2 separate regions of the Homo sapiens genome follow, and region 1 is linked to region 2. The links are chromatin contacts, found by Hi-C in ENCODE. All regions are on one chromosome and are shown on one strand. The core of a region is the stretch at or near the end of the contact, and the rest is flanking DNA. Distances in the headings are between cores, read along the strand shown. Region 1 holds the start of FLCN (folliculin). Region 2 holds the start of RAI1 (retinoic acid induced 1).

Region 1 (6,186 bases), core at 3,168-5,667, 440 kb after region 2:
AGTGAGCCAAGATCGCACCACTGCGCTCCAGCCTGGGTGACAGAGCGAGACTCCATCTCAAAAAAAACAAAACAAAAAACACAAAACAAAATATGAAGTTTTGGGTTTGTAAGTCCTAAGTTTCTGGGTTCCAACCTGAATTGGTACCCACTTTGTGGAAGGTTATGTTATTTGGACCTAAGTCTGAGCAGTTGCAAAGGGGCCAGAGAAAATAAATGACTAGGTAAATCAGGTATCTGTGAATAAGAAAATGTGATGGCTATCTTTTTAAGTAACTGAATTACTTAATGATAGTGAACAAAGAAAATCCTATCTGTATCCTTTCCTAACATCAAAGGCTGAAATCAGAGAACTTTAATTGCAAAAAGCATTTAATAAGTCTGAATCCATAGGCTGGCTCTATAGTTGATTGTTAGACGAAAATGTCAACACATGGTATTTAATAGGCACCTAGTAGTAGATTAAAACACAAAAGGCATAGCAGATGAATTCTAATTAGTGGAGAGAGGTTAATTTTTAAAAGCTTACAGAAATTGCTATGGTAAGAAATATTAAATTAATCCTAATGGCCTTTATTGAACCACTAATAACTCATACCTCGCAACTGACTGGATGCCTTATGTGCAGAGTTGATTGTCTAATTACCTAAAACCTGAACTTAGAAACTGTGCATGGGCTAGGCTGGGCGCAGTGGCTCACGCCTGTAATCCCAGCACTTTGGGAGGCCGAGGCAGGCAGATCGAGAGCATCCTGGCTAACACAGTGAAACCCCGTCTCTACTAAAGATACAAAAAATTAGCTGGGCCTGGTGGCAGACGCCTGTAGTCCCAGCTACTCAGGAGACTGAGGCAGGAGAATGGCATGAACCCTGGGGGCAGAGCTTTCAGTGAGCGGACATGGCGCCACTGCACTCCAGCCTGGGCAACAGAGCAAGACTCCGTCTCAAAAAAGAAAAAAAAAAAAAAAAAGAGAAAGAAAGAAATTGTGCATGGGCTGGGTGCAGTGGCTCACGCCTGTTATCCCAGCACTTTGGGAGGGCAGATCACAAGGTCAGCAGTTCGAGACCAGCCTGACCAACATGGTGAAACCCGTCTCTACTAAAAATACAAAAATTAGCTGAGCCTGGTGGCATGCGCCTGTAGTCCCAGTTACTCGGGAGGCTGAGGCAGGAGAAGTGCTTGAACCCGGGAGGGGGAGGTTGCAGTGAGCGAAGATCACGCCACTGTACTCCAACCTAGCGACAGAGTGAGACTCCGTCTCAAAAAAAAAAAAAAAAGAAATTGTGCATTTATCTCACCTTCTGAAATGTTACTCATTGCTTGCTGCCTTTCAGCAGCTGGCCAGACTCCTAAACTGTTCAAAACATCTAAAAACGGAATGTTTTCTCAGTTGCTGGAAGAAACAAAAACTTAGATCATTATTTTTATAACAGGGAATCAATTATAGTAACTTGAAAATATGAGATGTGATTAAAAATATTAAATTGAAATGCTTACAAATGAAATACACCCCTTCTTCCTGAAACTGGAAACTAAGAGTCATTGACATGTGGTTTGACTGAAAGATAAAGCCCAGCTGTATCCTACAGCTACATCAGAGCCCCTGTGGCTAAGGGTACATATAAAAAACTCTAAAACAAATTTCTGAATAAGATGTGACTTTTCCCTGCCACTTGGCTCTATGGTCCTGGCAACTGATGCCTTGGAAGTGATTGATCAGTTTGGATACTCAGCTATAATGAAGCCTCTTGGTTTAGCAGTAGTAAGAAGGCAGAAAAGCATCAAAAAACCTTAATTCTGATTGAGCCTATTTCAGTGGTGGAAAAAAATCTTAATTCTGATTGAGCCTGTTTCAGTGGTGGAAAAAACACATTCTGGATTGTATGCATGCCAGGCAGTAACATATCCAGAGCTTCTGGAATCATTTCATACAATTTCCATTATGGGATAGAAGCTTTGAGATTAGCATTGCATTTCATTTGGTTGTGAATTGTTGAACATTATTGGTATCTGTGCTTTCTGAACATTACTGCTGAGTTTCAATTATCTTTCCCATGAGAATGGGCACATTTTCCGACTTCTAAGATGTCCCTTTTGTTGCATGACCTTGAAAGTTTTTATACCCCATGAGAGCCCAATTTAAATAACCTTTGGTACAATTCACTGAGGCAAAGATTTGGCAGTTGTTAATTTTTTTTTTAAAGATTTATAGGTTTATTTAAGAAAGTACCTCCAAAAGAGGTAGGTGGCTGAAGCCAGTGGTGTTGGGAAAGATGTTAATGGCCTAAATTGAGCCCAGGTGTGGTAAATGCACATTGACTTTTACTGAAAATACACTAGTTGAATAACCTTCCGCCATTAGCCTATCACCATGGAAATAAGGATAATCTGAGCAAGGTGGTGAACTCCACTAACAAACTGAAAAAGGTAATTCCTGGAATTAAAGTTACAAGGTGAAAAAAACCTTGTTCTTGACTTAAAAATCTCATTAACAAACATTAGTTTCAAGAACTTGAACCCGGGAGGTGGAGGTAGCAGTGAGCCGAGATCGCGCCACTGCACTCCAGCCTGGGAGACATAGCAAGACTCCGTCTCTAAAATAAAATAAAATAAAATCACCCTGTAACTTACTACCTCCTCAGAAATTAAGTTTGCGCTGTCCAACAGCAAGAGGAATTCGCTTGATAAGAATAATTAAACACATAAAGGCAATGCCTAACCTCGTAACGCCACCCCATATTCCTTAATCTTTACCAAGCCACTATAAGACGGCAGAAAACACAAGCTGCACTTTCGTTCTTTTCTCGTGTCCCGTTTTCAACAGACCATGGATTTTTTTTTTTTTTTTTAGATGGAGTCTCGCTCTGTGCCAGGCTGGAGTGCAGTGGCACGATCTCAGCTCACTGCAACCTCTGCCTCCCGGGTTTAAGCAATTCTCCTGCCTCAGCCACCAGAGTAGCTGGGACTACAGGCGTGTGCCACCACGCCCAGCTAATTTTTTTTGTATTCTTAGTAGAGAGGGGGTTTCACCTGTTGGCCAGGATGGTCTCCATCTCTTTACCTCGTAATCCGCCCACCTCGGCCTCCCAAAGTGTTGGGATATTATAGGCGTGAGCCACCGCGCCCGACCAGAACATGGAAATTTAAAGAGAAAAAAATAAGTGACTTCTGATTTCAAAAACACAACCACCCACTTTTCTATTCTATTCCTGGTGAGCACATTCTGGAGACTCTGCGGCAACCATAGCCTCGGCCGCGGCGGAAGGCTCCGGGGCGGCCACACCTCAGGGGGCAGCCACACCTCAGGGGGCAGCGCGCACAGGCGGGTCAGGCTCTGATTCCCATCTCTCTCCGGTCTTCACTGGAAGGACCCACACTACATCACAAACTAATGGCTTTACAATTAACTTCTAAGTAGCTAAATTTAGTAATGGGCGCTCTAGTTTTAAAAAATATTATTCAGGCCGGGCGCGGTGGCTCACGCCTGTAATCCCAGCACTTTGGGAGGCCGAGGCTGGTGGATCACCTGAGGTTAGGAGTTCAAGACCAGCCTGGCCAAAAGGGTGAAAACCCGTCTCTGCAAAAATACAAAAAATTAGCCAGGCGTGGTGGCGGACGCCTGTAGTCCCCAGCTACTCGGGAGGCTGAGGCAGGAGAATCGCTTGAACCCGGGAAGCGGAGGTTGCAGTAAGGCGAGGTCGCGCCACTGGACTCCAGCCTGGGCAACAAGAGCGAAAGCGAAACTCTGTCTCAAAAAAAGAATATTATTCAAAAACTGATTTTCACATTTTTAAAAAAGACCCACTGAGGGAGGAAGACCGAATCCCACACATGCGCGCGCACAGCGGTTCCGAGTTCTGCAACCAACCTCCCACGGGCGCCGCGCCTTCTCCGCGTCACGTGACGGCCGTCTCCCGCACCTTCCATACTCTCAATGTAGGGAGAGGACGGGTTCCATCAGCAATTTAATAAAAACCATTGGTGAAGCAAAAAAAAAAAGCCTGCCAACCTCTTATAACGTTTTTTCTTTATTTTTCTCTTTTATGTGGACAGGAAGCCTTAGGTTGGCTATATTTACCCTCAAATCTCTTTTTAAAATGATTTTTAAGTTTCAGCATACTCCCGCGCTTAATGAAATGGTTTCCCCCAGCATCCCCAGCTGGTGCGGTCTGAACCATTCGGAACTTCCCAGAGGGGGGCACCGGAATAGGGGCGGTGGAAAAGGGTAATTGTCGGGCAGCGGCCCCTGCTTCCCAGTCAGACCTCGGAGTTGTAGGACTCGGACTGTGTTCCTGGGCTTGCGAGAGCTAGGGAGGCCCGGCTCTCCTCGCGGTGCAGGACGCGCTCGGACGGCTCCCGCACCCCCACCGCAGTGTTGGGTGGTGGTACGGCTCAGGGAGTCACGCGCCTGGGTGTCGGCGGGGCTGCGGGACCGCGAGTGAGTGTGGTCGCTCCTGGTTCTGCCAGCTCCCCTGAGAGCCTGAACCCGGGCTTGAGAGCCTCGCCACCCCGGGTGACATCCCTGCCGTGGGCTTGGGGGCTCTGGGTGTGATTCCGCCGGTCCGGGTCCCGCAGCGACCACCTACCCAGCGCAGTCAGGGGCGGGGCTGGGACCCAGAGCGGGACCCCGGCTGCCGAGTCCAGGTGTCCCGCGGGCCTCGATTTGGGGAGCAGGTAGGCGGGGGTCTGAGGGGTTGGCGGAGGGGCATGTCCGAGTTTTCGTTGGTCCCAGGTGGACGAGTAATGGGGGAGGGTTTAGGGCCAGAGTCCAGGGCGTCGCCGAGACCCTGAGATTTGAAGATAGGTTGGGGGCACGCCCATTAACCAAGTCTATGGGGATGAGGACTGTGATCTCATTTGATGTTGCCATGAAACGGGACTGTTTGCCTTCCCTTCTCCCAGGTTTTGTCTTCGCTCTGTTTGGAGGAGAGGGTGTGTGTCATCCTCTTCTCCCAGTTTGGCGTTCAGGAGGGTCCTCTGATGCGCTAATAGGGTAGCACCGTGTCCTCCAGGGAGGGTGGAAGACCGCGCTTCTCTCCAGTTGAGAGTACTGTCAGTCGCGTCCTTGTCTCCTGGAAAGAATGGATTGGCTTGTGGATTGAAGTCCAAGGTGTGGTCACTAGCAGTCTCTTCAAGTGGGGACACAGGGCAAGGAGGAGCTTGCTGGAAGTAGGTTCTGGCTCTCTAGCCTTTGGCCACAGCCAGTTTAGTGCCAGATTATCACCGTGGTCATCAAGTAATTGAGTAATAGTGGCAGGTGACACTGCGTTTGCCCTTCTAGTGTCCTATGTCAGGGAGCTCTGTGAATGGAAATCCAGGGAAACGGTGGAAATAGAGCCACAGTGAGAGTGGATCTGAACTGGCAGTCATCCCCTGCAGAACTTTTCACCCTGGGCTTGTTGGGATCCCAGCTGCTAACTTAATGAGGCTCCCCAGTGGGAGACTAGTTATAGAAGCTGTGTGTCCACTGCTGGTTAAGATCCGTTATAGTGCTTTGTTTATTTAGAGTGCCCTTACTTAGTGGCCTCTTTAATTCTCCACGGTGCTATGAGAACACCATAGGAAGTAGGGTTGAAATAGGGCCAGGGCGCACCACGGGTGGTGGTGAGGTCACTGTCCAGGTCTGGGACTCAGCCATTGTGGGAGGGGGACATGAACAGACACTCTACCACATCAGGGAATTTGAATACTGTCTTTGGATATGTTGATGAAGAGACTGTCAGCCAGGGCATTTCGGCTTCCTATGTGGGTTCTGGAAAGCTTGTTGGAAACAGACTCGTGAGACACACTCAAACCAGTTTGTTTTCTTCAGCAAACACCTGGTAGAGATTGGAATTGAACAGTGAGTGAAGAATGACCTCACGCTGCCCAGAATTCTGATTCCATGTGTAATGCGAATTCTGAGAGGCCTCTGTTTCTCAGCTTTTGGGTGGTATTCAGAGAGGTCTAGTAACACTTGGTGTCACCTGGCTGGTGAGGGCAGGCTCCGGTGACCGCAAAGCTAAGTGCTCTGTAGGGCACCTCCCTCTCTTTCAGGGGCTGCCTGGGCCTCTGGTGCACATGATCCATGGAGTCAGAGTCAGAGCTCTCGTCTGACAAGTGCTTTTGCTTTCTTTCTTTCTTTCTTTCTTTTTTGGAGACAGAATCTCATTCTGTCGCCCAGGCTGGAGTGCAGTGATGCGATCTC
Region 2 (6,737 bases), core at 4,165-6,664:
GTTGTCTGCTGGACAGACGAAGGAAGGCATGGCTGATGGTGGTGTGAGACGATGCGCCTGGCTGCTTTCCTTCCTGGCCCTAAGCACACTCTTCATACTCTCCAGCAGCAGCAGCAGGAACTTCTCCCTCACTCCTTGCCGTCCCCCCACTTCCATCTCTCCCTGTCCCTGCTCACCACTCCCCAGGTCCTCCACCCCCACTCCACCTCTCTGCCCTCATGTTTTTCTCTTCCCCATCTCTCCCCTCCCCGGCGCGCGCGTGCACACACACACACACACACACACACACACACACACACACACGGGTTCAAGAACCAGTGGAGCGAAATCTGTCCTTTGCCAGCCAAGCCCCAGCCTGTACCTCCAAGCCCTGCCTCCCACCCTGCCTCCCCTTCCCTGGTGTCACATTCCAATCTCAGATCCCCAGTGACCCACCAGGAACAGGGCACAGCTCTGCCTCAATCACTGGGGAACAGGATGAGCCAGTTTCTCCCAGCCCCCTCAGGAAGCAGCCTGGGGAAGCTGCCCGCCACCTCCCCCTGCCCCCCGACCCCACCAAGCCCCTCACCCCACTCATCTAAAGGCTGACAGCACAAGATCCACACAGACCTGAGCATGCCCTTGCTAAAGATCAAAGGGGCCCACGGGAGACAATGTTGGGGCTCTCACCCTCTCCACCTCACCTGGCCCTCCTGCCAGGAAGCATTTCTGAGCGTCCTGTGTTCTAGGCCTCGCCCTTGGCACTGGGCCGGAGAGAGCAAGGAGACGTGCTTTCAGGCCTCGATGCTTCAGCCTCATGGGGAGGACAGACACTGGCAGAATTGCCGATAATTCCGTGATAAACGCTATGCCACGAGTATAGACAAAGGGAGATGACTCATTCTGCCTCGGAGGTCAGAGGAGGAGGAGACAGGACGTCTGTTTTGGTCTGGGGCGGCAGGGAGGAAGGTGAGGGGCATCCCAGGTGGAAGGAACAGCCCAGCCCGATGCACAGAGGCAAGGATGCACATGGCTGCACCTTAACAAGGAGGTGCCAGCTGTGGCTGGAGGGGACAGGACTGAATGAGGACAGGGCAGGCAGAGGACACCAGAAATGGCCCTGGACAGCATGGGAAGAACTACAGATGGGACCTTTATTCATAAGGCAGCAGGAGCCACTGGAGGTTATCTGCTGGGTTTAGAACGATCGCTCTGACAGTGCTGCTGGCCAGCACCTGGGAGGGGACAGGATGGAGGCAGGGAGGCCAGTGAGGAGGTCCCAGCAACAGCCCAACCTCTTCCGCCACCATTCTTTCTGAGCCAAGTCCTCCCCTCTTGTTTGGCTACAGCACACAGGCCACATCCCTTCCAGCTTCCAAAGACTCGCTCTGCTCACTGTGTTCCCTCTGCCAGGAATGCTCCTCTCACTCTTACCTCGCCGTGCCTGAAGCACCTGCTCAAAGGCCCCTCCTCCAGGAAGCCTCCAGCTCTGGTCGAGGCCTTGGCTATGAGCTGGGTCCCAATCACCCACTGGGCTGTGACCTTCTTGTGGTCAAGTGCAGGGATGCTTCCTGCTTGGACCCCGACATTAAGCACAGAACTTTGGAAACAGTGGGTCCTTGGAAAATCCCTGTTCCCTTGGGCCCAGTGCCCAGGTGCCTCTCCCGCAGAGACGCTGCTCTGCGCACACCGTTGCTGTTGCACCTCCTCCCTCCCTGTGGAGCCACACGTTGGATAGGGGAGGAAAAAGACACCCATGCCATGGCCACAGGCAGCTGTGGAAAGCAATGCATTTCAAACATGGGCTGCCATGGAGATAGAACAGCAATAACAATACAACAATGACGGCAGCAATCAGCATTTATTGGCAAAAGCACTGCTCTAAACTTCATATGGATTAACTCACTGCATCTTTACTTCAGTACCGTGAGGTCTGTACTGTTATTCTCCTGATTGTAAAGATGGGGACACTGAGGCACAGAGAGGTAAATGGCCTGTTCAGTATGTGGTGGAGCCAGGAGTCAACCCAGAACTTGCCCTGAAGGACTTCGCCACACAACCAACCTCTCCAAGACAAACGGAGAGGAAAAAGGAAGCTGCCGAGGAAGAGCCCACAGTATGTCCTCACTTGGGGAAAAAGAAAACTATGCATGGATTGGTATATGTAATATACATACATACATACATATATATATATATATATATATATATATATATATATGCATTAAGTGAGTAACAAAAAGTCTGGAAGGATACGTTCAAACTATTAACTGGGGTTACCTGCAGGGAGGGTGCCAAGGGAACTTTTACTTTTACTACATATATTTCTGGCTTATTTGCATTTTTCACCCAAGTATCCAAGTGTTACTTGAGTAGTTTAACATGAGAGGAATTATTAGGGTTGCAATTAACATTTGTTGCATGAATAGATGGCAAATTCATTTCCTAGGCTTGTTTTTTTCAAATTCTGGGTATGACCCATCAGTGGATTGCAAAATTAATTTCGTGGGTAGCAATCAGTAATTAAAAAAAAAACAAATACACAAGAACAAAAAGGATTACAGACCAGCAGACACAGTAAGGGAGTTATTTCAGTAAACTTTTGTTTCAGCTATATACAGTGTGACCTGTGTAGTTACCTACGATGTATTTCTTACTATAGGTCACGGGCAAGAATTTGAAAGCAATTGGTCTAGGCTTGGGAGTCTAAAGAGGAGTAAGGCTGGGTGCAGTGACTCACTCCTGTAATCCCAGCACTTTGGGAGGCCAAAGAGGGAGGATCGCTTGAGCCCAGGACTTCAAGACCAGCCATGGCAAGACCCCTGTCTCTAGAAAAAAAAAAAAATTTAAAATTAGCTACGTGTGGTGTCGGGCGCCTGTGATCCCAGCTACTCAGGAGACTGATGCTGGAGGATCGCTTGAGCCCTGGAGGTTGAGGCTGAAGTGAGCTGTGTTTGTGCCAAGGCACTCCAGCCTGGGCCACACAGCAAGACCCTGTCTCAAAAATAAAACAAAGAGGAGTAAGACAGGGTCCCTGCCTATGAGAGCCCCACAGTCTAGTGGAAGAGAAAGGCAGCTCCAGTACCCCTGAGTTCCCTTTATCTCCACAGAAGCCAGAGGGATGCTAGGCTGGTGGGAAAGGTCCTATTTTGCCCACTCCACAGTTGGCTTCTGGGGCCTGGATCTCACCTTGATACATTCTCCTCCTCTCCAAGGCTTTTGCTTGTGAGAGCTTTTGCCAGAGTTATGGGGCTGAGCCTGCCCTGAGATCAGAATGATGTGTCCACTTCTGTGTCACGCAAAAGGCCACTTTTCCTTGCTCCTGGGCCCCGAATATACCGGCTTGCCTGTCAAGAGGGGGAGGGGTGGGAAACTAGAAGATTCCTTTCCAGTTTCTAGATCCCGAGGGCCACGTCCCAGGAAAGCCTCTGAAAACCCAGCTGTGTGGTCAGCAGGGAGGGGCCACCATTCAGTCTGCAGCGAGGGCTGCCCCCCACCTGGGGTGGGCCTGACCCTGAGCAGAGCGAGGACTGTATGGAGAATGGAGGGGGGCAGGGGCAGGAAGAGAAGCAGAGCCCCCAGCTCGGGGCTCCCATCACGCTGGCGCCTCCACATCAGAGCTAGCCTAACCCACCCCCGCCTCTCCTCCCAGGGCAGCAGACAACTAAAAAAAGATAAAATAAAAAGAAGTAATTCCCCTGCTCTGACGTCAGCGCGAGGTCTTAACAGCCCGGCAGCGGCATGAAACTGGATTGCAACCAGATGTAATGCCCTTGAATTCTCAACACACTACTGCATTGGAAAGACATAAAAGGGGGGCGGGGGACAGTATTGGTGGGAGGAACCGTGCAGATCCCGAGTGGGTCCCTGAATCCGGGCCCGCCGAAACCGCGGGGAAGGCGGCGCGGGAGAGTGTGCGGCGCGCGGAGCAGCGCCCGGCCGGCTCCGCCATTCAGGCGCGCGGCCTCCCCTCCCCCAGCCCCCACCGGCGCATTGTTACACTCGCTCCCATCCATTCAGAGCCCGAGGCCCGCCGCGCCCCCGCCAGCCCGGGCTCCGCGCAGGAGAGCACCGCGGCAGCCCGCACTCCGGCCCCTGCGTGGACTGGATAACGACCAAGAGCCCCAAGAAAGAAAACTGCTAGCCGGGAAAACGGGCGCCCCAGGAAGCTGGGGCCGCGACGGCCTAGGGCCTGGCTGGTGTTTCGCTTCCCCTCCGCCCCACCACGGAGGCCCCTGGCGCGACCAGGCTCCAAATGTCACCCTCGCGTCCTGCCACCCCTTGTCCCCGCCGCACTCGGCCCCCATGTCCTCCTCCCGGGTTCCCTGCCTTCAAGGCGCGTGAGAGGGGGGGCCGGCCTCGAAAAGGGCGGCGGGCTGCGCCGCCGTCTGTGGGGCGCAAGGCTCGCGTGTCCGGGGCCCCCGCCCGTGACGTCATCCCCGAAGGGCCCGTGCCTCCCGGGCCTGGCCGCTACAGAGCTCCCCAGGTCGCGGGGGCCGCTTCCTGCCCGGCCTCGGGGCCTGCGCACAGGCCCCGGGGCCGCTGCCCGGGTAGGGACACCGCAGAGAGCCCGAGCACCCATCTCGCCACGCACGGCCTTCGCCGGCCCTGACTCCCAAGCGATGGCCACGCCGGGCCCGGGTCACGCATGGGGAAGTCAGCTCCCCGTCCCCCACCTCGGACGCACTCACAAAGCTCACCTCCGCCCCCGGCGCCCCGCGAATGCACCCCACGTCCCCACCCCACGCTCCGCAAAGACTCCGCGCCTCGGCGCAAGCAGATCCCTTGCCACACTCGCCCCTCGCGCCCCCATGCCCCCACCCGACCTCAGCTGGCCGCACATCCCCCAGAAGACCCTCAGCCGCGGCGCAGGGCGCCCCCACCCTGCAGCTCCCCAGACGTCCATCCGGTGACCTCGCGCACCCCCCACACCACACAAAGCAAGGACCCCGCGGACCCCACATCTCCACCCAGCGCGCGCGCTCGGCGTCCGAACCCGCCTCGGCTCATCACCCGGCCTAGGATCCCGACGCCTCGCGCCGCCCCCGCCCCGGGGCAGGATACACTGCGCCCCCCGCGCCCCGGCGCTCGCTGCTCACCTCGGCGCCCGCGCTCACTCGGGGGCCTTGGGTCTGGCGCTGCGACTTCGCGGCCCGGAGGCCTGGGTGGCCATGGGGGTCGGGGCGCGGCGGCCCGGCCGGCCCGCGGCCAGGCAGGAAGGAGGGTGGGCCGCGGCGCCCCCTCCTCGCGCCGGCGCTAGGGCCGCGGGCAGGGCGGCCTGCTCGGCTCGCCTCTCGCCCTCGCTGCACTCGCTCTCCCACTCGTCTCTCGGAGCCCAGCCGCGGGCGGGGGCGGCGCCCGGGGACGCGGGGAGCGGGCCTTGGCCGCGCACCCGGCCGGGCCTGCCTGGTGTCCGCGGGTGCCGCGAGGAATGCGATCCCCTCCGCACAGGAAGAGCGGACGAGCGGACGGGCGGGCGGGCGACGCGCGGGGGGAGAAGGAGAGCAAGAGCGCGAGGAAAAAAGTTCCCGGGCGGCCTGGCTGCGCTCGCTCGCGGCCCCGGGCGCCAGGTGGGCCGTGCGCGCCCCGACAGCACCCCCTGGCGGTCCGCGCGCCCCACTGCGCGCCCCCCGCCCGCTGGCCGGCCTGCGGGAGGGGGCCTCTGCGGTGGGATCCCGGTGCGGCCTGGGAGGACACTAGCGCCCTGCGTACAGGAGCTTCCAGCGTCAGGCCAGGCCCCCACCCTCACCCCACCATTAGCCCTCACCTGTGCCCACTTCTTTGCAGTTTGAGAAACATTTTCGATTTCAAAACTCCATTGGCTTCATGTAAACTTCATTTACTGGGCACCTGGCACCTTGCTGAGTCTTGAGGAATCAGCAGAGACAATGCGGTCCCTGCTGTCGTGGAGCTGGCATCCTGGTGGGAAGAGACAGACAGCAAACAAATGCTTAGATACATGACGAAGATAATTTTAGAGCAGTAAGTGCTAGGACGAAAATTAGCAGGTGAAGTGACGGCTAGGGCTCCTTGGCTGGGGGAGAGAGAAGGAGGCCTGTCTGTGCAAAGATCTAAATAGCAAGAGGAACCGCCATGGGTAGAGTCTGGGAAGAGCATTTTGTTCTTTTAGAGGCAGGGTCTTGCTGTGTTGCCCAGGCCGAACTTGAATTCCTGGCCTCAAACAGTCCTCCCACCTCAGCCTTCTGAGTAGCTGGGACTACAGGGGCCTGCCCTCCTGGGAAGAGCATCATTGGCAGAAAGAACATCAAGTGCAAAGGTCCTGAGGCAGGAGAGAACTTGGTGAGTAAGTGGAATTGTGAGGAGGCCGTCAGCAAGGGGACAAGTAATGGGCACATTGAAGTCAGAGCCATATCGGGAGGGCCAGAGCCTGCAGGGCTGCAGAGAGCTCAGTGAGGAATTTGTTTGCAATTCTAGTGCAAGGAAGGTAGCCACTGGCAGACTTTAAACAGAGGCATGTTGAATGAGAGAGTCCTTGCATGAAACTTAAGGTACAGACCTCGGAGCAATTTCATGCCTAGGTCTCTACTTGCCATAGCTCAGGTGGGAGCTCACTGCCACCTGCTTGGGAAGCCTCTCAGCCCCACCCAGGCTCTAGGGTCTGTGGGATATGACCCCATTAACAGCCCCATCGAAGCCTCCCTCATTTGTCCTTTGGTAGGGCAGAGGGGAGCTGGTCAAGGCATCAGAGCTTGTGGGTGACCTGGGACAAGTGAATCCTGCATCTGCAAAATAAGGTA

What was found. Hi-C counts contacts between places; a loop is a spot of excess contacts on that map. Pooled maps may share reads with other maps.
Region 1: a map with no recorded cell type shows a loop between it and region 2 (4-fold over the local background). The contact joins the promoter of FLCN here to the promoter of RAI1 in region 2. A Hi-C loop is called at or near these places in 1 of 37 single-sample maps with no recorded cell type and 5 of 50 pooled maps.

Annotation. Positions count from the first base shown.
Region 1 is chr17:17,235,399-17,241,584 of GRCh38, reverse strand. It overlaps FLCN (folliculin), which reads left to right and starts at 4,417. Exons shown (of 14, transcript NM_144997.7): 1 at 4,417-4,673. RefSeq lists a silencer at 3,471-3,656 and an enhancer at 4,091-4,200.
Region 2 is chr17:17,680,135-17,686,871 of GRCh38, reverse strand. RAI1 (retinoic acid induced 1) reads right to left here and starts at 5,414. Exons shown (of 6, transcript NM_030665.4): 1 at 5,079-5,414. RefSeq lists silencers at 3,754-4,703, 4,690-4,862, 4,874-4,953, 5,014-5,153, 5,184-5,693 and an enhancer at 4,772-5,373.